Linked DNA regions of Mus musculus: region 2 is linked to region 1. Evidence: chromatin loops called from intact Hi-C (ENCODE). Cell type or tissue: left cerebral cortex. All regions are shown on one strand. Links, peaks and the distances in the headings refer to the core of each region. The heading gives the core; the rest is flanking DNA.

Region 1 (11,445 bases), core at 3,446-11,445:
GAGAGAGAGAGAGAGAGAGAGAGAGAGAGAAAGGAAGCAAGCAAGCAAGCAAGCAAGCAAGATTTTCTGGGGATAATTAAGAGTTTCACTAATGTATGGACATAAATGTAAAAGTAGCAAGCAGTATGATACTGTGCCCATTTGGCAAAATAAACCCAGCTTCTTCCTCTAGGACCTATCCAGCCACAGGCTCTAGTCCCACCTTGTGGGACCAGACTTGATTTTTCTCCTTTCTTAGAGCTGGGGAGATAAGGAATTGTGATATTACATACATGCCTGTAATATTAACATTGGGGACATGGAAGCAGTAGGACTAAAAAGAGTTATTTATTGAAACACTATCCATAAAGAGAGAAAGCAAAAGCAAAAGAAAGAAGGAAGGAAACAAGGAAAGGAGAGGGGGTTAGAGAAGGAAAGCAGAGAGGGTCAGAGGAAAGTAAAGACGGAAACAATATGTACATGGCACTCTGAAAGGCCCAAAACTATGGATTACAAGTATAAAAGGAGAAGGATCTCATTGTAAAGGCATAGAAGACTGTTTTAAAACAATTATAACCTGAATTCCCCAGAAATGAGAAAAGAGATGCTGCCACATGTATCTTTTATCCCAGCATTGAGGAGGCAAAGACAGGTGGATCTTTGTGAGTTTCCAGTCCAGTCTGGTCTACATAGCAAGTTCTAAGACAGCCAGAGCTGTTGTGTAGAGAGACCTTGTCCCAAACAAACAAAGAAACAAACAACAAAAAAACCAAGCAGACATACAAAAAAGAGAGCGAGAAGGAATATATGATGTTGATCCCAAGATATAAAAAAATTTCAAATAAACAGACTAGATCAGGAAAGATCTTTCCCTTTTCCTATTGTAATTATAATACAAAGTTAATTGAAAACAGGAAAAGAGATAAGCCAAGTCACATACAAAGGCAGACCCATCAGAATAACAGAAAATTAAAAATTATTCAATTGAAACTCTGAAAGCCAGAAAGGCTGGAATGATGTATTTCAAGTTCTGAAGTCGACTGGAAACCAAGATTATGATACCCAGCAAAGTTATCTGCCATAATTGATAAAAAATTAAAACTTTCCATTATTGTAAAAAAAAAAAAAAAAAAAAAAAAGACGACTAAAGGAATCTACGACCCCTAAGCAGCTACACAAAGATATAGGAAGGAATCCTTAGACTGAAAAGAAAACCATCCATGAGGCCACAGGAAAGAACAAGCCACATTAAAATGATAGTCATATATAAGAAAGAGTGCTCATCAGTTAGAGCTTTGGCTGCTCCTATATAGAGATAAAATGAGCATCATACCAGGCACAGAAATAGACATTTAGATCAATGGGATAAAATAAAGGACCCAGATACAAGGCCATGTAACTACAACTATCTGATTTTTTTTTGTCAAAAATGCCAAAATGCACATCGAAGAGAAGATAGTATCATCAAAAAGTGGTCTTGGGAAACTGGATATTTACATGTATAAAACTGAAAGTATGTCTTTATCTTCCAATATGCACAAAAGTCAACTCTGAACTGACCAAAACTAGAAACTTTGCGACTGCTATAAGAAAAAAGTAGGGAGTACATTTCAAGATATAGAAATAGGTAAGGACTCTCTAAATATTCCTCCAATCACTCACAAAATAAGACTAATAATTGACAGATGGGATCCCATAAAATTACAAAGTTTCTCTATAGCAAAGGAAACTGCCAATCAAGTGAAAGAGGCAGACTACATAATAAAAGTCTTTGTTAGCTATACATCTGAGAGTGTATCAATATCTAGGATATACACAAATACTCAAGAAGCTAAATATCAAGAAAACAAATGCCCAATACCGCCCCCATGGGTTCTCAAAAGAGGAAATACTAATGGCTAATAAACACTTAAAAACTCATCCAACATCATTAGTCATTAAAAATTTTAAAGTAAAAACTACTTTGAGATTATATCTCTCACCAGTCAGAATGGCTATCAACAAGAAAACAGTACCAAATACTGTTGAGGGTGTGGAGAAAAGAGAATCCTGTTCGTAGAATTGTCGTATATCCTTGTATACTAGTCCTTATACTCAAAGGGGTCTATAAACAGCTACAGAGACACTTGGTCAGCCACGTTCACTGATGCTATATTCACAATAGCTAAACCATCATAGATGTGCATCAACAGATTAATGGAAAATGTGAACATATACAACTATTCTAGTTTCAGCTTTTTTTCCCCTATGATAAAATACAGTGACAAAAATCAGCTTAGAGGAGGAGATGTTTATTCTGCTTACAATTCAGGGTTAAGTTCACTTGATGGAAAGTCAAGGTGGGAACATAAAACAGATCATAGCGTAACCACAATCAAGAGCAGACAAAAACACATGTGTGCATGCTACTTGCTTGTATTCTGTTTGATTTCTTTCCTCTTACACAGTTCAGGACTCCATGCCTAGGGAATGGAACCACCTACAGTTATCTGGGTGCCCACATATTGGTAAATTTAGGAGAAGCCCCCACAGACAAACATACTGTCCAACTCAATGTAATCAGTCCCTCAGTGAAACTCTCTTCCCAGGTGACTCTAGGTTGTTTTGAGTTGAGGATTTAAGCTAATCATCAAAACAACTGCATTGTATTGTGCTCTAAAATAATAAAATTACAAAATACATAGGCAAACAAATGATATTGGAAAATATTATAGTAAGTAACCCAGGTCTAAAAAGAGAAATGATGTATATTCTTTCTTACACGTGGATGAAAACTTTTGAGATTTTAATTTGTACATTTAATTTTGACTGTCTATGTCTATAGAAATCAGGAAGGTAGAAATTTCCCATGACTGGGGGAGAGTAAGAGGCCTTCTAAGGCAGTAGAATGCACGTGATATGAAAATGTGAGCTAAAGGCTTAGGCAAGGATGAGAATGGGGCTAGGTAGTGATGGGTGGGGAGGAGGTAGATTAATAAAAACTAAGAATGTATGAAAAGTTTTATAGAACCATAGTTTGCAAGCTTATTAAAAATATAATTTTGGAGGTGGGTGCAGTGAACATCATTGATGGTACTCAAGCAGGTAGGGTCCCTCATTTTCTCCTAGGGATCTGGGATGGAAACTGTAAATAGCAAGATGTTCAAATGTTGAAGGTAGAGTTGGGACTGGGACTGCTCAGTGGCTGAGGACCTCTCTCTTTCTTTCATTTTGCCCCCAAGGTTTCTCATCCTTAGAGGCCGTGTAGGCCAAGAGGTCAACCATCCTGTTGATGTAGCTGTATTCTTTGTTATACCTGGAAATGAGCTTTATGAAGTTTTCATTTAATTGTCATTACAAAGCATTGATAGCCCCAGCATCAAAAGTGGAAGAGTGGGTTTCATTATTAAAGTCACAGGAAATAATATGGTCTTTGGTGTAGCTCAGGATGCCCTTTAGTGGGCCTTTTAATGGCTGTTTCACCACCTTCTTAAAGTAATTGTACTTGACAGGTTTCTTCAGGTGGCACGTCAGATCCATGATGGACACATTGGGAGCTGGAACATGGACGGCCATGCCAGTGAGCTTTCTGCTTAGCTCTGAGATGACCTTGACCAGAGCCTTGTCAATACCAGTGGATGCAGGGATAATATTCTGGGCAGCCCACAGCCATCACACCAATTTCCTGGTGGGGCCATCCACAGTCTTTTGGGTGCCCTTGATTTAATGGACTGTGGTTATGAGTCCTTCTATAATGCCAATGTTGACATGAGTAACCTTGGTTTGGAGTCTGGGGGGAGGAGAGCAGTTGGTGGTACAGGAAGTACTGCTGACAATCCTGAGTACATAGTCACACTTCTTATGGTTCACACCCATTACAAACATGGGGTATAGCAGAAAGGGAAGATGATAATCCTGTTGGTACCATCCTTCAAGTAGGTCCCAGCCTTCTCCATGGTGGTAAAGACACCAGTAGATTCTATAATAATCTGGCTCCTCTTGATGACAAGGTTCCAGTTCTGAGCCTTGACTATACTGTGGCACTTGTGGGTAGAATCATACTGGAACATGTAGACCATGTGTTTGAGGTCAATGAAGGGGTCACTGATGGCAAGAACATCCATTTTGCTAGAATAGCAGTTACTATTGTCTACTAAAGGCAGCCCTGGTAATAAGGCACCCAATAGAGCCAAATTAGCTCACTTTGATGATGATCATCATGTTTCAGGGATGAGGTTGGCATTGTACAAGATGTGACTGTCTCTGGAATCAGGAGGAGCAGAGAGCCTTTTTCTTTCTTTCTTTTTTTTAAAGGAGTTTGAACACCACTACCACCACACTGTACCCTGTAGAGGTGGACATTGCTTTCCCCAGAAAACATAGGTCAATCAATGAAAAATCTAAGTGTCCACTATGGGATACTTCCTTACATGCCATTGGCCAGGCCATAGAGGCCCCTTAAACAATATAGGCTATTGCTGTTGCTCTCGCTAGATGGAAAGACCCTATGGTTGAAGACACAACATAGTTTGGTTATAGGACATAGATAAATCAAGCTGGAACTGATCTGTAAACTATCTCACAGCTGTTTTTCATAGTGCTAGAAGGTGCTATGCAGGCTACTTGGGGCCAAAAGTCATCAATAATATTACCCAACAGTGAACCCTGAATGTTGCGTTACTAACCTCCTAGGCAAGATGTATATTGCAATAGTGGCATACACATTAGGAAGATGACTAGCCACTTTCTGATTGGATCTGAGGTTGTTTCCATAGGAATAAATTCAGCATTTCTCAACCTATGGGTCGTGACCCCTTTGGGGTTGGAACAACCCTTTCACAGGCTTTGCCTAAGACCATTGGAAAACACAGATATTTACATCACAATGCATAACAGTAGCAAAATTACACTTACGAAGTAGCACCAAAAGTAATTTTATGGTTGAGAGTCACCACTACAAGAGGAAATGTACTAAAGGGTCGCAGCATTAGGAAGGCTGAGAACCACTGAATTGATGCCTAGAACTGCAAACTGTCAAAAGCCCATGGCCAGGGAAGGACACAAGCTGTCGTGGGAGAACCTACTACTGTTGTTTTGTTAGGCAGAAGTGTTGCCAATCTGCCTTCTAAATATTTGGTTATACCCATATATTAGTGCTGTTGTCAACCCTGGCCAGGAACATTTCCCTTTGCAGTGAGCAGCAGTCAAGGCAGAGACGTGTAATTAGTCAAAGTGCTAAGGAGTAAATGACTGTTGGGTGCTCAGCCCTAAATAGGATGTCTAGATCAATCCCATAAAGCTCACAGAACACCGTGGAATGGGGGATGGGAGAAAAGTTCCAGCCATGGGGTGCTGTGAATGAAATACTATCTTCTGGACATGGCATGGAAGTTGAAGCAGCTACAGTAACCCTGGCAAGGTCAAGCCAGGCAGGAGTTCCCATCTTGACGGGAAGAGCCTCTCGAGGCCTTAGCTGAGGAGCCACTGGCAATTGAAGTTTGCTGGGAAGAGGACTTTCTGCAGGGATGTGACTACTGGTAGACTGCCCACGCTTATACAAGCACCACTACCTGGACTCAGTCAGACTATATAAAGGCATTTATTAAGGGGCCCTAGGAGTACTGGGAGGGGAGCATTAGGGGTGGCTATGACTGAATTACATAGCATTTGTAGAAATTTGTCAAACATAAGTAATATGGAGGAAAAAGGGCAGCCTTAATAATTTCAGCTATTTCTATCTTCAGTGTGAGCTTTGGAACTGTAGTGGGGATTAATAACACTATCTTTTAAAGCCACTATTTCTGGATTTTTTTTTTTTTAAAGTACATTCTGGGCTCTGGGTGGAGCTCATTTGCTTGCTAAGTATGCATGGGGTTCTAGGTTGGATCCCCAGGACCACATAAATACAACTCAGTAGTGCATGTCAGTAATTGCAGCAATTACAAAGTAGAGGCAGGAGGATCAGAAGTTCAAGGTCATCTTAGGCTCTCTAGGGAGTTCGAAGCTACCTTGAGCTCCACAAGAGCCCATCCCGGTGCCTCCCAGAAGCACATTTAAGAACAGAATGCATAGCTGTTATGACTGGTTGTCACTAATTTCTCCCAGGGGTTTACTTTAACTCTTTGTTAGCAAAGAATGCTCTTATTCAGAATTATTCTTGAAGTTCTTCTTCATTACTTTAGAAAATAATTTTACGTTCACTCATATGTCAGACTAGGAGGTGAGAGGAAACTAATATGCAACTCTTGTTGCTTCACTTGCTCTGTTTTTAGCGATGAAGAAACATCGAGACGATGTAGTGACAAGACAACAGTAGGGCCTGATCCATCCCTGGGAGAAAGGAGGGTAGATGGTTCTAAAGTAAACACACTCTTCCATTTTAAGACTGTTAGTGGCAACTCTTCGTTTCTGTCCAGCCTAAACTGTTTGCAGAACTACATTCGATTTACTGAGGCATCCTGAAGACCAGTTTGGGATTTTGTTGCATAATACCATCAATTCTGAGCAGGGCTTGAGAACTGGAAATCTTGGAGAGAGTTTAAAGAGCCACAATGATTATTAACCCTGACAAGTAGTAGAAATAGGCAGATAATTATAGGATGTACTTAATAGACAGAAATATAGAGCAGTTTATAGGAAGAGAAAAAGAAAACAAATACAAGTGAGTTTGTGGAAAAATGTGGGGATCAGTGTACACTAAAACATTAATTACCCATCCCACAGTTGCTTCCTTTTTTTCTTGAAAATGTCTCCAAACACAGAGGTTACTACTGTATTAAGAAAAAAGGGCAAACTTCTAGGTATTTACCTATCTACTGAGGAAGCATTCCTGTCAAAACCTTCAGAATGCTGGAATAAAGTGGAAAACAAGATCTCCCCCTTTATTATACCAAATTGTGCTAAATGGCAGACGAACTGACTCTAGCAATCATCCTTTGCACGCTATAGCCAACTTCGAATATCCCAAATAGCCGAGCTTCTGGAGGTAGGGCTCACATTTTTACATTCTGTATGTTTCGGTGCTTAACTGAACACCCGATCAACAGTTCAACATGGCTTACGGGGTAAAAACAGGTCTTACAAGAGGCTAAGAATTGATAACACCACCGTCTCTGACGGTCCAATACACTGAAATCTGCGATTTTCACTTCAAGCCTAATACAGACTTTCACGCCAACTAGGAGCAAACCTGTTTGCAACACAATGCTTTGTGTATACAAGGTGTGGTGGATAGGATCCGAACCTCACATCGAGCTATCTGGCGAGGGTGTCCTGACCTGGCGGACAGCCCTTCCTGCCTTTATTTTTTAGCCCAAAGACAAACGTGGGGAGGCCTCGGCGGCGGGGGCGCGGCCGGCTCGCGAGCACCGAGCTCGCTCGGGCAGCAGCGGGTGCGGCTCCCGCCCACTCGGAGCAAGTCGGCGCGGCCTCGGCGTCCCCCAGAGGAAAGGCTGGGCGCCGCAGTCGGCCTTAGCATCGCCCATCCCGCTCGGGCGCCGCGGCTCTCGCGCCCGGGCGGGCACCGCACTGGGCACACCGGGCGTCTCGGGGCCGCGGCGGGCACCCGCAGGGCCCGCCGTCCCGTCTGCTCGGTCTCGGTTCCCGCAGCCTCGCGAGCGCGCTCCGGATCCGGCCCCGCCCCTCCGGCTCGCCCCGCCTCCCGGACAATCTCCTCGCGCTCGCCGCCCGGCACGCGCGCTGCGCCCGGCCGCCGCTCCCGCCGCCGCCGCCACCGCCGCCGCGGAGCGTTTCTCCGCCGCGCCTGGCTTCCAGCTTCAGGACGGAACCGGAAGTGTAGGGGGCGGGGCCGGCGGAGGCCAGGAGACCGAAAACGCGGCCGAGCCGGGAGCCGGGAGCCGGAGCCACAGCCTGGACCAGAACTTGGCCGCCGCCTGCGCCACCGTCTCTCCCGTCGCCGTCTCCCGCGGCCGCCTCGCACCGCCACCGCCGCGAGCTCGGCTACTGTGGTCCGCGGACTTTGGGTGTCCGGGTTGAAGGTCGGTCCGGACGTCGGAGCAGCTCGGCTCCCGGACCGTCCGGGCGGCTGCGGGCGCCGCCGCCGCCGCCTCGTCGCCTCAGCCAGGCGTTTTGTTCGCTGAGACGCGAGAGGCGAGCGGAGCTGACAGTGATTTTGACAGTGATTCCAACCCGCTTTTGTTGTTGTTGGCTTTTCGTTGTTTGGTTTGGTGTGTTGTGCGTGTATGTGGCGGTTTTTCCCCCGTGGTACATTTTTTTAAATTGTTGTGCCTTTTTTTTAAATCCTTTTTTTTTCAACCCTGTGAACGTTTTTTGCTTCCCCCTCCCCCCCGCCTCGGGGCTTCCGAATATGTTTTATGACGGTTGATTTTACACCAGGAGGTTTGTCTCCGAGGAAGACCCAGGGAACTGGATATCTAGCGAGAACTTCCTACGGCTTCTCCGGCGCCTCGGGAAAATGGGAGCTGCTGCAAAGTTGGCGTTCGCCGTCTTTCTTATCTCTTGCTCTTCAGGTAGGTGGAGGAGCCGGCGCGGCGGGGCTGTGGCCGGGTGCCGGGTGCCGTCTGCTGGGCAGTTCTCGGGCCGAGGCTTTTCCCGCGCCTAAACCCGCAGCCCCGATCATCTCGAAATCTCCATGAATTCCACTTGTTTTGGGTTGGTGTGGCGAACTGATAGGTTGAGTGCTGTGTTGTTGTGCAAGTGAGAAAGTCATGGTTTGTGGCCATAACACTCGATGACAGCGCTGGTTGGGTTGCTGTTCAAGCCGCAAATACCACAAGTGAAAATTTATGTAAAGGTTTGAGACCCAGAAGGAGGTATTCCAAAATGTCATTTAGCCTAAGCTGTTCCAAAACAAGGACCGGTTTTGGTCGTCATCTAATTAGTGCTTCACCGGTGAATATCGAGACATAGATCAAGTGAGCTGGTGTTTAATTTTGACTGTGAGAAACAATGCATCCTATCAGCGATTTAATCTAGGTCTCCTCTCACGTCTTCTCCAACTACATTGTCCAGTAGTGTTAAAAATAGTTTTAGTTGCCGGAGTATTAACCCTAACCCAGTGCAGAAGAGGTATGCTGCTGTGTGTTGGTGGTGTGTGCTGGCTTTCACCCACCATTTGGGTGCTCTTTTCAGGCGTAGATTCTGCTTACCTACGGAATACTTATTTTAAACGCTTTGCACCGACACGTTGTTTTCAGTTAAGAACAGGCCATGTGAAATTGTGTTCATGTTAAATATGCTGTTCTTGTGAGATGTATTTCTTTTTCTTTTCTTTTCTTTTAACTCAAGGTTAGGAGAATACTCTGGCCATTTTATATCTGAAAAATTTGATTATGTGAAGATGTTGTATGGTTGCAACCAGTGGTTGGAAAAACTAGGCTTTTGTATTGAAATTCTGGAAATGCATACATACATCTAGCTGAAAGGTGTGCAAATGCACTTAACCGGAGAGTTAGTTGGAGGGATGAAAGAGTTTAAAAGTCACAGTGAATGCATTCATTATAAAAATTCAGTGTATACTTCCTAGGTTGTGGCAAACAGGAGGGGTGGGGGACAAATTGACAGGTTTCATGGTTGTGTCATTCCCTCGTATGTCACAGGGAAATTAGAAGGTGGTAGTCTTTTCTTTGTGTACCTCTCTGTTGTGTGTGTGTCCATCTTCCCTACCCCACCCCCCTTTTAATAGAATCCTTTGTAATGTATAGAATTTTGCTGAATGGTACATTTCCTTGTGGTTAATAAATGGATAAAGTCTAGTCTTATGTCTGTAGTGGTATTGATCAGTTCCGGGTGGGCTGAATGTGTTGTGAAATGGCGATCATTGCCAGAGATTAACCAAAAGAATCATGTCTGTTTAAATGGAAGAAGGAACATGCTTAAGGCAGGCGGACAGTTCTTTTTGTGCTCGGTTTAGAGAGCAAGCTAAACAATGGTGTCTGAAATGAATGAAAGCTTTGATGATGTTAAACGTCTTGCTTTTCTGAACCGACTTAACCCTGTAGTTTTTCCCCCTCATAGTGCTTTTCCCCCTGACCCTATATATCTAGCTGGTAAACTCCTGCTCAGGTCTCCTTTTTTTCTGATCTGCCCTTGAGGAGGAGGGGCATCATGGCCACTGACCAACGACTGTGGACATTATTCTTTCTCAAACCCACCTGAGTCTCATTAATTGGTGAGGGAGGTTATTCTTGAGCAGCCCCAAGGTATCACTCCTGGAAAAGCAAGCTGACACTACAGATCTTACAGCTTCCTCTGCTTGGCTCGGAGTAAGAGGAACCGAGTAGTTCAGTAGTTCCCTTTGCGATTATTTTCACTGGGCTCACAGGCTAATAGCAAACATTTCGAGGTTGAGAAGTTCTGCTGTTATAGAACATATAGATAATCCATTGAAATAATTTGAAAAACTTTATCCATATTGATACATGAAGGTGTGTTTGTGCTTAAAATGTCAAAAAAATTTTTAAAGGACTTTGTCAGGAATCAAGTGCACTCTTAAAAGGTTTCTCTCTCTCTCTCTCTTTCTCTCTCTCTCTCTCTCTCTCTCTCTCTCTGTGTGTGGTGCCTTTTAATTGATTTTTCTGTGTAATGTGTAATCTGGCACTGGAAGCAGAGGGTGGCTATTTTTATTAGAATTAAGTAATTTACTAAATTACCAGTTTGTTTCTGGGTATCTGACTTAAAAAAATCAAATGGGAAACAGTAGTAAGGGATGTGTTTATTGTAGGTTTTCAGGAAGGATACATGGTTGCTGGTTTTTAACTGTTTTTTAGACTGGTTTTTTCAGCTTCCATCCCATGGTGTGTGCTATGGAGACTGATTATGCAGACTATTCCTGTAGGATATGGCCAAGTGTATAATTTCCTCCTTGCTCTCATTCCAGGAGAAACATTTTAAGTTTTGCCCTCATCCTGGAATGCCTTCAGATTCCCGATGATTTTTAATTTTTATTCCTCTTTATCCTTCTTTAGAGTCTGTTTCAAAACACAAATCTGCTTTTTACTGTTTGAAGCATCATGGCTAATTTGCGTGTTTTTCTCACAAGTTGTAAAAATGTGAGGCTGAATTTAACATTGCCCAATACTGAGGTTTATTCTACCTCAGGTGCTAAAAGCTCCTGTGGTATTTGAATTTGATTCTTTTGGATTCCATGTGAACTGGTAACAGTATGTATGGTCAGTATATTCATAAAGAAGAGCAGAAATAACAGTAGTTGCTAGCTAGGCATCACTGTGTAGTTGGAGGGAGAGCTGATAGTACAATCTTCTAGGACTTCTGAATGTTGGTTAACAAATGATAAATAGTAACGCTTTTTCTTTTGTCCCTTTGCTTTCATTTTTGTAGAGAAGAGACTTATTTTTACTAGTCTTAATTATGTGTAGGTGTGTGTCTGCTTGTGGGTGGCATGTGCATGTAAATGCAAGGAAACATAGGTGTCAGGCCTCTGGAGTTAGTTATGAGCTGCCTAATGTAGGTGCTGGGAACTGAACTCTGGTCCTCTAGAAGAGCAGC
Region 2 (12,178 bases), core at 2,171-10,170, 190 kb before region 1:
TCTGAAGAACAATGGGTGCACGCCTGAGAAGAAAACAACTAAGGCATAACGGTGATATGTTCAGGATCTACTTTCAAAACACAGAGAGAAAAGAGGTGGGAGGGAGGGGGATAGATTCAGCCTACATGATTAAAGAATCCTACTCTTAAGGAAGATTGAGCATTGGTGGTGCACACCTTTAATCCTAGCCCTAAGGAGGCAAAGGCAGACAGATCTCTGAGTTCAAGGCCAGTCTGGTTTACAAAGTGAGGTCTAGAACAGTCAGGGCTATATATTGAGACTCTCTCTCTCTCATAGACAGATAATAGATGGATGGATAGATTAATAGATAAATAGATAAATATATAGATAAACAAATGAAAGATAGAAAGAGAGAAAGAAAGAAAGAAAGAAAGAAAGAAAGAAAGAAAGAAAGAAAGAAAGAAAGAAAGAAAGAAAGAAAGAGAAGAGAGAAAGAGAGAGAGAGGAAGAGAAGAAGAGAGGAAGAGAGGAAGAGAAAGAGAGAAAGAGAGGAAGGGAGGGAGGGAGGGAGGGAGGGAGGGAGGGAGGGAGGGAGGGAGGGAGGGAAAGTGCCTTGAACCCTGAAAGAAAAAGGAGCCTCTACAGCAGAGCCTGAAGTCAGGAGTTTAAAGAGAAACCAGAGAGACACCAAGAAGGAAGGGTTGATGCCAAGAGCTTTGGTGTGAATTACACAGTGAGTAGATAGTCATCCAAATCAAACCACTAACTGCCATGCTGACACTGGAGTAAGAAGTGTCTGGTGGGTTTGTAGCTGAAGAGCATCAGTGATGGGCATGCTTGTTCTCTCTCTGAGGCAAATCAGAGAAAAGCTTGTTAGGCTCTCTATCCTCCCTCTGACACTTTGTTAATTAACTAACCGGTGTAAATTGCACCATATCTCATCTATGATCCTATTTTTCAATGTCCTCCAATGTTCTTAGGACCTCCAAATACCCTACAGCCTGATCTTGGCCTGATTTTAGCCTGATTTTTTTTCTCTTTTCTCCTAAAATAACATGTCCGGATCATGCTTGAACAATGCTATTCAACATGGTAATGGATTTTTTTTTCTTAACAAAGCTATGGAGTACTGGTTAGCACTAATCCAAGAAAGCTTCCTAAAATAAATTCTTCATTGTGCCAACAGAATTTGCTTTCTAACTAAAAAGTCTCTGCCTCTGTAAATATAATGTCACTGAAAAAAATACATTAACAAAATAACACATTGACAATTTAAAAGAAGAAGAAGAAATTTAAAAGATGTGGCTAAACAAGCAAAGGCCAGAGGTTCAACCATAGCCCTCGGAAATGAGGTCAGAGCTGACTGGAAAAAGTGACCTCTACAGCTGCCTTTATGTTTTTACTTCCTGTTTGTTCTCCCACTCTCTGTCCTCGGCTTCCTTCTGTGACTTGCTTGATGACAGCTGGCTGTTCTCACATTTAATGTGCACCACGGCTGCCTAGAAGCTTGTTAGACAAGATCGAGGGTGGATACAGGAGTTCTGAGACAGGCCTTCAAGCATCCTTCACAACTAAGTCTAAGTACTACCGCTGGATGAGCACCTCTAGTATAGCAAATTGGCTCAGCCCAACTAGCTTACTATGTTCTTGCCAATGTGTAAATGCTTCCACGAGGAGTGTTTACATGAATTCTTGTTTTATGTTTTGCACATAAAGAAGTATCTAGTCACATTGGGCAAGAAAACAAAGGTATGAAAAGGTATGGGACAGTTCTCCAACTACATAAAAGGGCGAGGTTTTCAGGATACAATGTAGAAGAAAAAACATGTGTTCTCTGTTCTTGTTTACGTACAGATCGGAAAGCAGATAATTGAGCCATTGAGCTAAAATTACAGAAACAAATGCTAAAAGTATTAAGGAAGATTTCACTAGGTCACATTGGTAGAAGGCGGCAGTGAGTAGAATGTGAGCCCAGAAGCAAAGATGCACATACTCCTACCTCTGGATAGCAGGATGCTTCTAGGAGGTGTAGATGGAAGCCCGAAGCGCTGCTGTCCAACATTTTCTCCTCTTTCCTCCTTCTGGTTCCTGCATTATTGTGTGTTTTCACCTCCTTCAACAGAAGGTCTGGTCTCATTACTTGTTTTCCCAGAGCAAGAACAATGCTCTATACATCTCCTCTTGTTGAACATCTCAGGAGATGTGTACAGTTAACCATACTTTGTTTTCCTACTGGTGAAGTGAGCCTCCTGGGCATACCTATTAGATGGATGGGCAAAGAGCAATGGGGCAGGGGGGAGGGAACCTAGCAAAATCCCTGAAGTCAAAGAAAAGCTTGGCTTTCACGAAGGACAAATCGAGACTAATGTGGCCTGGCAAGAACATTCTCAGGGAGATGAATACAGTGCCGATTGACATCAGAGGTGTAAAGGACTGATATTGTAGCTTGCATTATGAACTATTAATTTAATTTATCTAAAATGGGAGGTAATTGCAATATTTTAAGCATAGGAGTGATGTATTCATGCTTTCAAAGGTAACCGTGCTTGTGCCTAGACAAGGTCAACCATTGATTCAGGTAAATCTCAAAGTTTGGTCTAGCATGACTCTTACTTAAATGGTACTTTCATAGATAGCACATCTTATCAATGAAACCTCAAAGGAGACACAAAGTGTGATCCCTGGATTCCTGTAAAAGCCCTGTGACATTTTCTCATGGTAGGGGAAAGCCTAACAGATGGTTACAAGGTTTTCTTGGTTCTGTTAGTGGTCATTCTGTATTTGGAAGTAAAACACCCTATCATCAGGTTTTGTCACAGTGGTAACCACAGAGCTTAAATTCTGGCAGCTGTCTCAGCTCAGCTGTGTTCCTAATTAGAAAATAAGCCTCTCCCTTATAGCCCCTTTCTTGAAGTTACCAAATCCTAAATGATGGTGAGGTTAAGATGTCTCCCTTCTCATGCAGAGTCATTGTATACAACAACATATTCTCTAATATAGACCTGTGATTTAGAATTACAATATTGTTGAGATTTTTACATCAGAACATATCCTTTTGTTACCAGGTGCTTTCTGTTTCTATGGATACGCTCAGAATGCATTTATTTAACGATGGCCCTGCTGCAGTACTTGAAGCTTTTCTTGCTTGGATAAAATATAGTTCCACCAACTAACTACTTCCTTAATCTTTCAGATCACACAAGTAAGACAGGAAGCCAGGGTGGCAGAGTGCAAAGGGTTGGAGAAACCTTCTCAATATACAGCAAGTCTTGGGTAAATTAACCTGAATCTCATTTCCCTCATCAAAAACAACGAGAATAATAATATCCACTTCCCAGGATTAAATTACTATAGCAAAGAAAGTGTTTTCTCTAATTCTAGTACAGAGAAGGTCACCAGTAAATGTTTGTTATCTCTGAATAGCTGCCAATTCACCAGCAAATGAAACCACACACAAATTACCAAATTATCTTGAACTAACAAGGTCAAGATTACACCAAGGCTCAGGACATAGTAAACTGCGCATGAATGCGGTCCCTCCGCTCTACCCTGGGACATGCTTCAGGGCTCTGGCACCTTCTATGTTTTCATGTCATACATAGAGCTTTCCCAAAATGCAACATGGAAATGTAGCTCAGTGGTAGACCACCTGTGTATCAAACACAAACCCACAGATTTCATTTCCAGCACCACAAAAATAAAATAATCATATTCTCTTACATCGTACGTACTGAAACAGTCCCCCAACCCATGGAGAACCAGGTAGTGATGTCCTCCAAGTTACTGGATACATAAATTCTTTGGGATGACAATTTTACTTCTAGGAATCTATTCTATAGGTGTATTCCCAAATGTCAGATGAGGTGGTAAGTGCCTTTAATCTCAGCACTTGGGATTACAGACAGATCTCTTGTAAATTCAAAGCCAGCCTGTTCTGCATACATATTTAATATATGCACAAAGACACTCACTGTACCATTGAGATAACAAAATATTTAACATAATTTAATTCCTACTATAAAGAAAATAAATAAATGGTGGTATGTCTATCTATAGCCAGGAACACTACAAATGAAGCAACACAAAAACAGACAGAATAATTTCCAAGCTAAGTCGAGATACAAAAACAAGGTACAAAGTTAAATCAATAATATGCTACTATTTGGAAATATATACATATATCTATTTATATATTATAAATACATTTTTGTATTTTTCCAAATAGTAGCATATTATAGATATAGCTCTCTATAACATATATGCATATTTGTCCCTCTGTGTGTGTGTGTGTGTGTGTGTGTGTGTGTGTGTGTGTGTGTGTGCGCATGTGATCACATGCATGCCTGGTGCTTTCAGAGGTCAGAAGAGGGTGTCAGATCCCCTGTCACTGGAGATAAGGATTGTAGTGAACCACTATACATTGGGAACTGAACCCAGGTCCTTGGCAAAAGCAAGAACTTTTAACCACTGAGCAATCTCTCTAGCCCCTGTTTTATTTTTTTTAAGATAAAAATATTCATAATTATTTTTAAATAGTAGAAAGAGAGGAAAATTATTGGAAAGAAAGATATAGCTGGTTAAACCTCTGTTGCCTCCACAGCACACTGCCCACCAATTCACAAGCATTATTGAATTCAGTCCTTAATATTCTCCTGCCTAAAGCAATGGAAAGGACCCAGTCTTTCCCCACAGGGGGCTCAGGATTTGGACAGATGGATGGATGAGAGTGCCAAAGAAATATTGAGCAGCATCTAGTAATAATGACATATTATAAAGCATGGGGGCTGGCTGCTAAAGACTTTACAAGTACGGACTTTGTAAGGCCCCCTTCACAGAGATAGTGACAGTTTAAAGGGCAAGTCACATCTCCTTTCTCCATGTTCTTGTCTTCAAAATGGAGGAATCTCCCCTGGCTTCCATCTCACAGGGATGCTTATGTAGCATCTGTCCTTCTTCTGAAAACTCAGGAGAGTCTTTGCAAAGTCTCATTAATATTCCCAGGCTGGCTTCTAGATTTCCCACCTTTCACTTAGGGAACGGCACATCTATGCCTGAACACTCCACTTCTTCTCTTCGTCTTCCTTAGCATCACTCTCTTTCTGTACCAAAAATAGTGCAGATTCAAGCTTTAAAGTTGGATGGCTTTATATAGCTCAGGGCTAATAACATCACACAGCTTGCCTGCAAAAGAGCCCACCTGTACATTCTAAAATTTCCACAGTATCCATTATATCCATATGCATGATACACCTGAGCACACGGTAAGGAATCAGAGGCCTCGGAGAGAAAACTGTTTATAGTCAAGACTGTTCTCTAAGAATGGCGCATCTCAGCAGCAGTGAGGGCCTTGTGAGTTAGACTTGGAAATTTAGGGATAGAGTAGAAGCCCCAGTTCCTGCTGTTGCTTCCATGGACCAAACCATTCTGCTTAACAGGGGTCATCCAGGGTCACGTGAAAAGCAGAACTTACGCAGAAAAAGAGGAGGTGAGCAGACACAGGGGGGAGGGAAATGGAGGCAGGAGGTCACAGGCGCCATAGAGAGTAGGATGTGATTCTGCTCCGCTATGAAAAGAGATCTTCACTGAAGCTGATAAATTGCTAGAAGTTTATGATATTCTTCTGTCTATATGATATTGGGCCTTTTGTACCCACAATTCATAGAGACGTTGAAGTATGAAACAGACACGCCAATAAACTTAGAAAATTCTAGAATAATATTGGACTTTCAAGGACATGGGACTGACTAGGATCCAAACTAATAATGCTAAGTCTCCAAGTCTGTAGTTCTCAACTGGTGTGTGGGTCACAGTCCCTTTGGGACTTTAAGAACCCTTTCACAGAGGTCACCTAAGAATATCAGCAAACATATTTACATTACAATTCACAACAGTAGCAAAATTACAGTTATGAAGTAGCAACAAAAGTAACTGTATGGTTGGGGAGTCACCATAGCATAGCATGAAGAACTACAGTCTTAAAGGGTCATAGCATTAGGAAGGTTGAGGGCCGGTGCTCTCAGGGATAAAGACTCAGCTCGCTTTTGAGTTTATAGGCATGCCACGTTTACTCATGTATACTATTTATGTGTATTTATAAATAACAATGTTTCTAAGAAGTAAAATTTTACTTTTAAAAAGATGACCCAGTTCAGCAAAAGATGTGAGACAGAAAAGTAAACAGCTTATCTTTCCAATAAGCAGCATGGACTTCAGCACCCTTTCCTCTAGGCAGGTGCTGGCTACGTCTCTGCAAAGCAGGCCACCTTCCAACATGTCTTTCGTCGGGCTGACCTCTGCCCTGCCTGGATGCCTGAGACCAGCACTGGCTAAGCACTAGGCAGGCTCTGGAGTAGGAAAGGGCTGCCTACTCAGATCGCACTACCTGTTTGGCCCTAGGCCAGTATGACAAAACAAAGCTTCTCGCCCAGCAACTGAGAAGAAATCATTTGCATAACTTAAAGCTATGTTGGAGTGTTGTGCTTCATGTCTGAGCGGCATAAGTCTTGAGCTTTAAATAGCCCAACCCTAACATATATTTAAGAGAAGTGTTTTAAAGGCTGTGTTACATAAAATGGGAACACTTAGTGACACCACAGTTAAAGTGCCAGGCCCCTTTCTTGCAAAATTGACAGAACCCAGCCTCAGTTAGGCAGCTGGGAGGAAAACTTTCCTAGGATAGGAAACCTAAAGGAGGTCACCCATACTCATAATTTGCAGGCTCTTATAATCAGGCTCTTATAACCAGCCCCAGTGATCTCCTTTCTTGGTTAGCCACTGTCTTATCAACCTGCTAACAACCACCAGGAGGGCACTCTGGCAGAACAAACAATAAGAGAGGAGTCATAAGGAAGGAGTGCTGGAATGTGCCCCAGGTATAAAGAGAGAGGCTTGGCTAGGAGACAAAGGTGGTAAACATTTTTCCCCTTTTGGCCTCTTTCCACGGATAGACCGCAATCTGGCCCCAAACTTGAGCCTCTCACATTCTCTTACCTGCATTCCAAGATCTGTGTTTCTTTTACTTTCCTACAGGAAGTCTGCCGATTCTAGCGGAGGCTCTTTCCCCCTTGGTTGCACATTGGGGTTACTTAGAGAATTCAATTTTAATTACTCTCTCATTTCTAATAGTTGTTTCCCACTCTTAAAAAGCATGAAAGACCAAACTCAGCAGATTCACCTCTGCAACTTCTATATAATAAGCACGCTTAAAGTCCACCCCAAATTAACCACAACAGAATCTGGAACAGAGGCTTGACCAGGTGTGCTCGAAAATACGCCTACATATTCTTTCATACAAATTCCTAACAGTGAATACAAGCAGAATGGAATACAGACTAAGCTTAAGGTTGGGAAAGATGCATACTAAACATCCAGCGACTAGAGAAACAAGACCAACGCACAGATTTGGTCTGAATATCAGACTCCAAGGATGGAAGCACAGTTGCTTCAAGGTAACTTGTAAAGAAGATGAAGATTCCAGACCATGCTGGGAACCAATCCCACCAAACGGTCTGGTCTTCCTGAAACAAAAAGGGTTGTACCCAGCATTCACAACCGTAGGTGTTTGTGTTCAGCTCTTCACTCAGTTTAATATGTATTGACTTCTCAATGCCAAAGACAAGGTTGAGTGCTAGAGATAGAATATTGAGTAAAACCAGATGCAATCCATATGCCTGTGAATAAGAAAGGAATAAAGAAACACTAGACGCGATGATGATGATGAAGGCGGGCTGAGGTGCTGACAGAGCAAGAGAGGGAAGAATGGGAAGGTGCATATCCTCCGGCAAGGTGATGGGCATAAGGATTAAGAGAGAAGGGTGCTTGGATCACCCCACACAAGTGAGCATTCCAGCTAGATTGCACATCTAAGGAGGTACACTTTCCTGACTTGGAGACATAGGGGAATCTGATCCACACCTTTTGCTGGTTTCTGGAGGTCATCAGAGTGCTTGCCTTCCTTTGCTTGTAGGTGGGTAATGACAGTGTCTCCTCCCTCACATGACTTTCTTCTCAATGTTGTTGTCCTTTTCTTATGAGGACTTAGTGTCCACCCTCAACCAGTGTTACAGCTCACTCATTATGACACCTGAGAAGACTCACTTTCCAGATAAAGCACATTTTAAGTTCCAAGTAGATGTGAATTTGAGAGAGGCTTACTGTTTAACCACTCACGATAGCAGCACATCAAGCTTCAGTGTCACGTGGTTAAAACAAGCTCCGTGTGAAGAAGCAAAGGTTTCCTAAACAGCCATCATCTTGTGCCCATCGTTCTTGTACCAAGTAATGAAAGGGGAACTCAGGGGGCTTATAATGTTTACCTCTGGGACCAGAAAAGCATTCTTCCTATAAAACATTTTCCCCACATACACACCTCATAGTCATAATCCACTTTATACAAATTAGAAACATATTCTTTTTTTCCCCATTCATCAACACCTTTTTTTCCATTTTAAATCCTAAGCCCCAAAAAACCAAAACATGGCTAATTTAGACCCCGCACATTTCTGAGCTAATTTTACATCCTACTCTTACAAAGAAAAAGTAAGGGAAGGCCTTCTAGGCATTGAAGGATCTCTTGGGTAAGAGGGGGTGTTCAGGGTGTGGTGTTCCACCTAGAAACTGTGGTCCTCCTTTGGTAATATCTTCAAATATAGCTAGTTACTATCTGAAGGATTTCTGACTTAAGATATTCAAATAACCTAACACATCACAGTCTATTTTAAATGTAATACATTAAAACACACCGCAACATAAACCCATAAATGAATTGAAGATGTCTTGGAGGAATGGTTTAGCTGTGCTTCTCACAGCCTAAATGCAAACTCCCCTTTAGTCTAAAAGCATTAAAATCATAATAATGAAATTTGCCATTAGGAGTCAGAGAGCACTTTTCTCCTTAAAAAGACAGATGCATTAAACTTTAATTATTGTCTCCCTACCTGATTATCAGACAAGAATAACTCACATTCTGGGAAGACAATACACATATGTTCACGAGCACAGAAATATTTTTAAAGACTCCACAGAGACATTACCCAATAGTTACCCCAAGTACAAAAAAAAAAAAAGACCCAAACCTGTAATTGACTAAATACATGTGTGAGAAAACAGAAAAGCCAGTATACTGACTGTGTAAGCAAACAGACATGAAATGGGTGTTTCAGAGATGGTTTGGGACTTTTCGTCCCATACTCATTCTCTGTCACTACATGTGCTTGAGCTGTGTGACCTCTGACAATGCCTTTCTTTCCAAGCTAGGTACGTATAGCATCTGATCCAGAGCATGAAGGCTCTCGGCAGCGGGAACACTGCATATCTCTTCCCTAATTTATGACTGACTAACTGAAACTCCTCACTGTCAGCAAACTCTGCCGTGTTTACTGGTTTGACAGCATACACACATATGGCAGAAGCCAGATGGACCTTCTCCCCCAGCTTCAAGCTAAGGGTGCTTCATTAGGAAAGAGATGCAGCCAGCCTTTGAGATCTTTGAACAAGGCTTCCTAACACCACAGGAAAGCAGTCAGTCTGCAATCTGAACAGAAAGGACCCTCCCCTGGTGAGAGATAGGGTCAGAAAGAAATTTACACTTGCCCAGTTGAGGCATGGAAGTTTTAAAGAACAAATGGCTTGTCCTCCTAGACACAGAAGTTGGACAGCTGCTTCCAATGAGATTGCTTGATACAAACTTTGCATTCTGTCTACCCAGACAGGGTAAATAGGACAAAAAAAAATCTAACTCCTAAGCTCTGATTCATACTTAATATTGTGTCTAAAAGTTTTGGCAAACTCCAAGAAGACATCAGTGTCCTTTGCACTTATAAAGATTGTGACAAAGGACTCGCCAGCCACCATGAGATATGGTCCCTAAGTTTTAAAATGCAGCTTTCTGAACCCAACAATTTCATCCTAACATTTGTGTTTGGTTGTGGTGAGGCTATTTTCTCTGGCTTTAGAGAACATGGCGGTGCTTTATTCCACTTTTCTTGTTTTCTTAGCATGCGATGCCCTCTGCTTCTTCTGACCTCTCCACCTAAGTCCCCTTTCTTTCATTCTCTCATCTCCAAGTCTTTACTGTATCTTAAGAAAAATGTGCTTATGGTCACACTCCTCATTCTCCACATCTGTGCCATCAAGAGCAGAGGTCTTGGCAAGGCAATTCTGAACCTGCCCTCTCCCCAAACCTAAAGCAAGCTTTCTCTGAGTGGTAAAAAGTGATTAGAAGAAAAGCAAGGGACTCGCTGCACTCTCTAAATGTTCAAACCGATTCTGACTCACTTAAATTCACTAATTCTGCTTACCTCAGAGCCTAATTCCAAACGCAAAAAATGTGCACTTCCAGAGAGGAGGAGAAGAAAGTTCATTGTTTAAGGAATGGCCCTGGCTCCAGTACCAAGTAAACTTTATTCTACTATTCTAGAATCTTCCTGCTGCCTCCAAGGCCCCTGTGAGAACTACTTCTGCATTCCCTGCAATTAGTTCACACTGACTTGAAATTCTCCTCCCTCTCAGAGAGGCTAAAAATTATATATTTCTACAAAATGGGCAATAGAAGCAACTAACAATTTTCTCAACATTCTACAACACGGTTTAAAAGAAATCTATTTCTCAAGAGCAGCCTTGTAATTGAATGTTGGAATATATAGGGCCACTTCTAACTTCTGCCAGTCTAGGAGGGGTAATTAGATCTAATGCTTTCGGTAGACACATCAGGACTCTAGGTTTGGTGTAAGGCGTTAACCTTTTGTGTAAATGTTATTTCCTAGTGCTAAGAGCAGCTCCTAGCAAGGGGCTGTGGGTGGATTTTAGCCTGGTCCTTTTTGCCTTTCTAATGGGAACTTTGAGATGATTTGAAACACAGTGGCTACTGTTGGTAAAACTCCATGGAACAAACTCCATCAGCAGCTACACACAAGCTAGACAGAGGGCTCCCGGGCAGTAATGGTGTCTTTATTCCCAATGGGTCCCCTGCTCTTCCTATCACTTGTAACTCATAAGAACTGTGAAAAGTTATTAAGAGTCCCTTCTTACAGATAAAGAAGCTGAGGACCAGAGAGATAACTGGCACAGACCTGTGATTTTGATAGAGACAAAGTAAAACCTAAGCTTTTCTATACCCAAGAAACTAAGAGCATCCTGTTACAAAAGGTTTCTCCTGAAAAGCCAGCATAGCTGCCATTTAAAGGGCAAATCTTCAGCTAATGGGAATAAGTAGCCAATGGATTAAGAAGGATAGGCTGTGTTTGGTTACAACTTCTAGCATGTAAATATAATAAGGTAGTGCAGAGTAAAGAAAGGGAGAAGCGAAACAAAGCCAGTATAGCCAACTCTACCACTCAGCAAGCAGGCTCCTGAATTCTCCACAGTTTACACCTCAGACAGCCCTAGTCCATGCGAATGGAAGTGAAGGGAAAATGCAAATTCAGCTGCATGTTACATCCACAGTAAATGCAAAGACAAATTAAGAATTAAAGACAAATGCAAATTACTCTGCTCATAAAAGAAACCTATACAAAAGACAGGGAATGAAAAGGCTCTGACAGTTATGGATGAATCTCTAAAGAGGCACAGAGCAACCGTATTTCCAAATCCGAGCCTTTTAAAAACTGGTTAGAAGAATGAGAACAGCTGCTCCAGAGAAAGGGGGAAATCTGCTGCAAACAGTAAATGGAACTACAGAGTAAAACTGAGAGTTTGTGTCCTTATTGTCAAGGTGAGGAAGGAAAGAAACAAAGGGACAGAGCCAGAATTCTCTCAGCAGATCCTCCACAGCAGACTTGAAAAGCCGAGCCCCTGGCAAGCCTCAGGCTGGGGGAGACGCAGGAAGCAGCAGAACAACGAAGAGGCAAGGTAGAAAAAGAGGCGGGATGTTGGCAAAGAGTAAAACCACAAGATGTCAGAGCTGGAAATGACTTGAAGAGATGAGGGACTATTTGGAAACCCAGATGACTGACAGGTCAGGCAGGTAATGGAGACCCTGCCTGGCTGGAAGCAGAGCACTGTGGGAAACCATCTAGAGGCTTTCAAATGCACTATTACAGAAACTGTTGGAAACCAACACAGACCATGACTGTACACCAGCTTGTGTCATAACATAGCTGAGTCCTTTGGTGAGTCTTGAAATCTATGGCACACGACAGGTACATTTTAAGAGTTAGTCAGATGTGTAGGTGAATAAATTAACCCCTCATTTTACAGATTTAGTATCAGACTCTAAAAG

What was found. A loop is a pair of places that touch in the nucleus more often than their neighbours do. Peaks named below come from ENCODE experiments on the same cell type or tissue, not always from the same donor. Only the 100,000 strongest peaks of a DNase experiment are listed, where the experiment ranks them.
Region 2: it touches region 1 in a loop (2.5-fold over the local background); 2 of 42 quality-filtered maps call a loop at or near these places.

Annotation. Positions count from the first base shown.
Region 1 is chr2:48,806,380-48,817,824 of GRCm38, forward strand. It overlaps Acvr2a (activin receptor IIA), which reads left to right and starts at 7,730. Exons shown (of 11, transcript NM_007396.4): 1 at 7,730-8,447. The coding sequence starts at 8,393. It also overlaps the pseudogene Gm13489. In left cerebral cortex, for the core only: a CTCF peak has its summit at 7,395; DNase peaks (open chromatin) are centred at 7,373, 7,735, 8,548, 8,988 and 4 more places; H3K4me3 peaks cover 4,401 bases; H3K27ac peaks cover 3,453 bases.
Region 2 is chr2:48,617,866-48,630,043 of GRCm38, forward strand. No RefSeq gene overlaps it. Among named protein-coding and RNA genes, the nearest start is that of Gm39809, 85 kb to the left of the region's middle. In left cerebral cortex, for the core only: a CTCF peak has its summit at 6,778; a DNase peak (open chromatin) is centred at 6,394.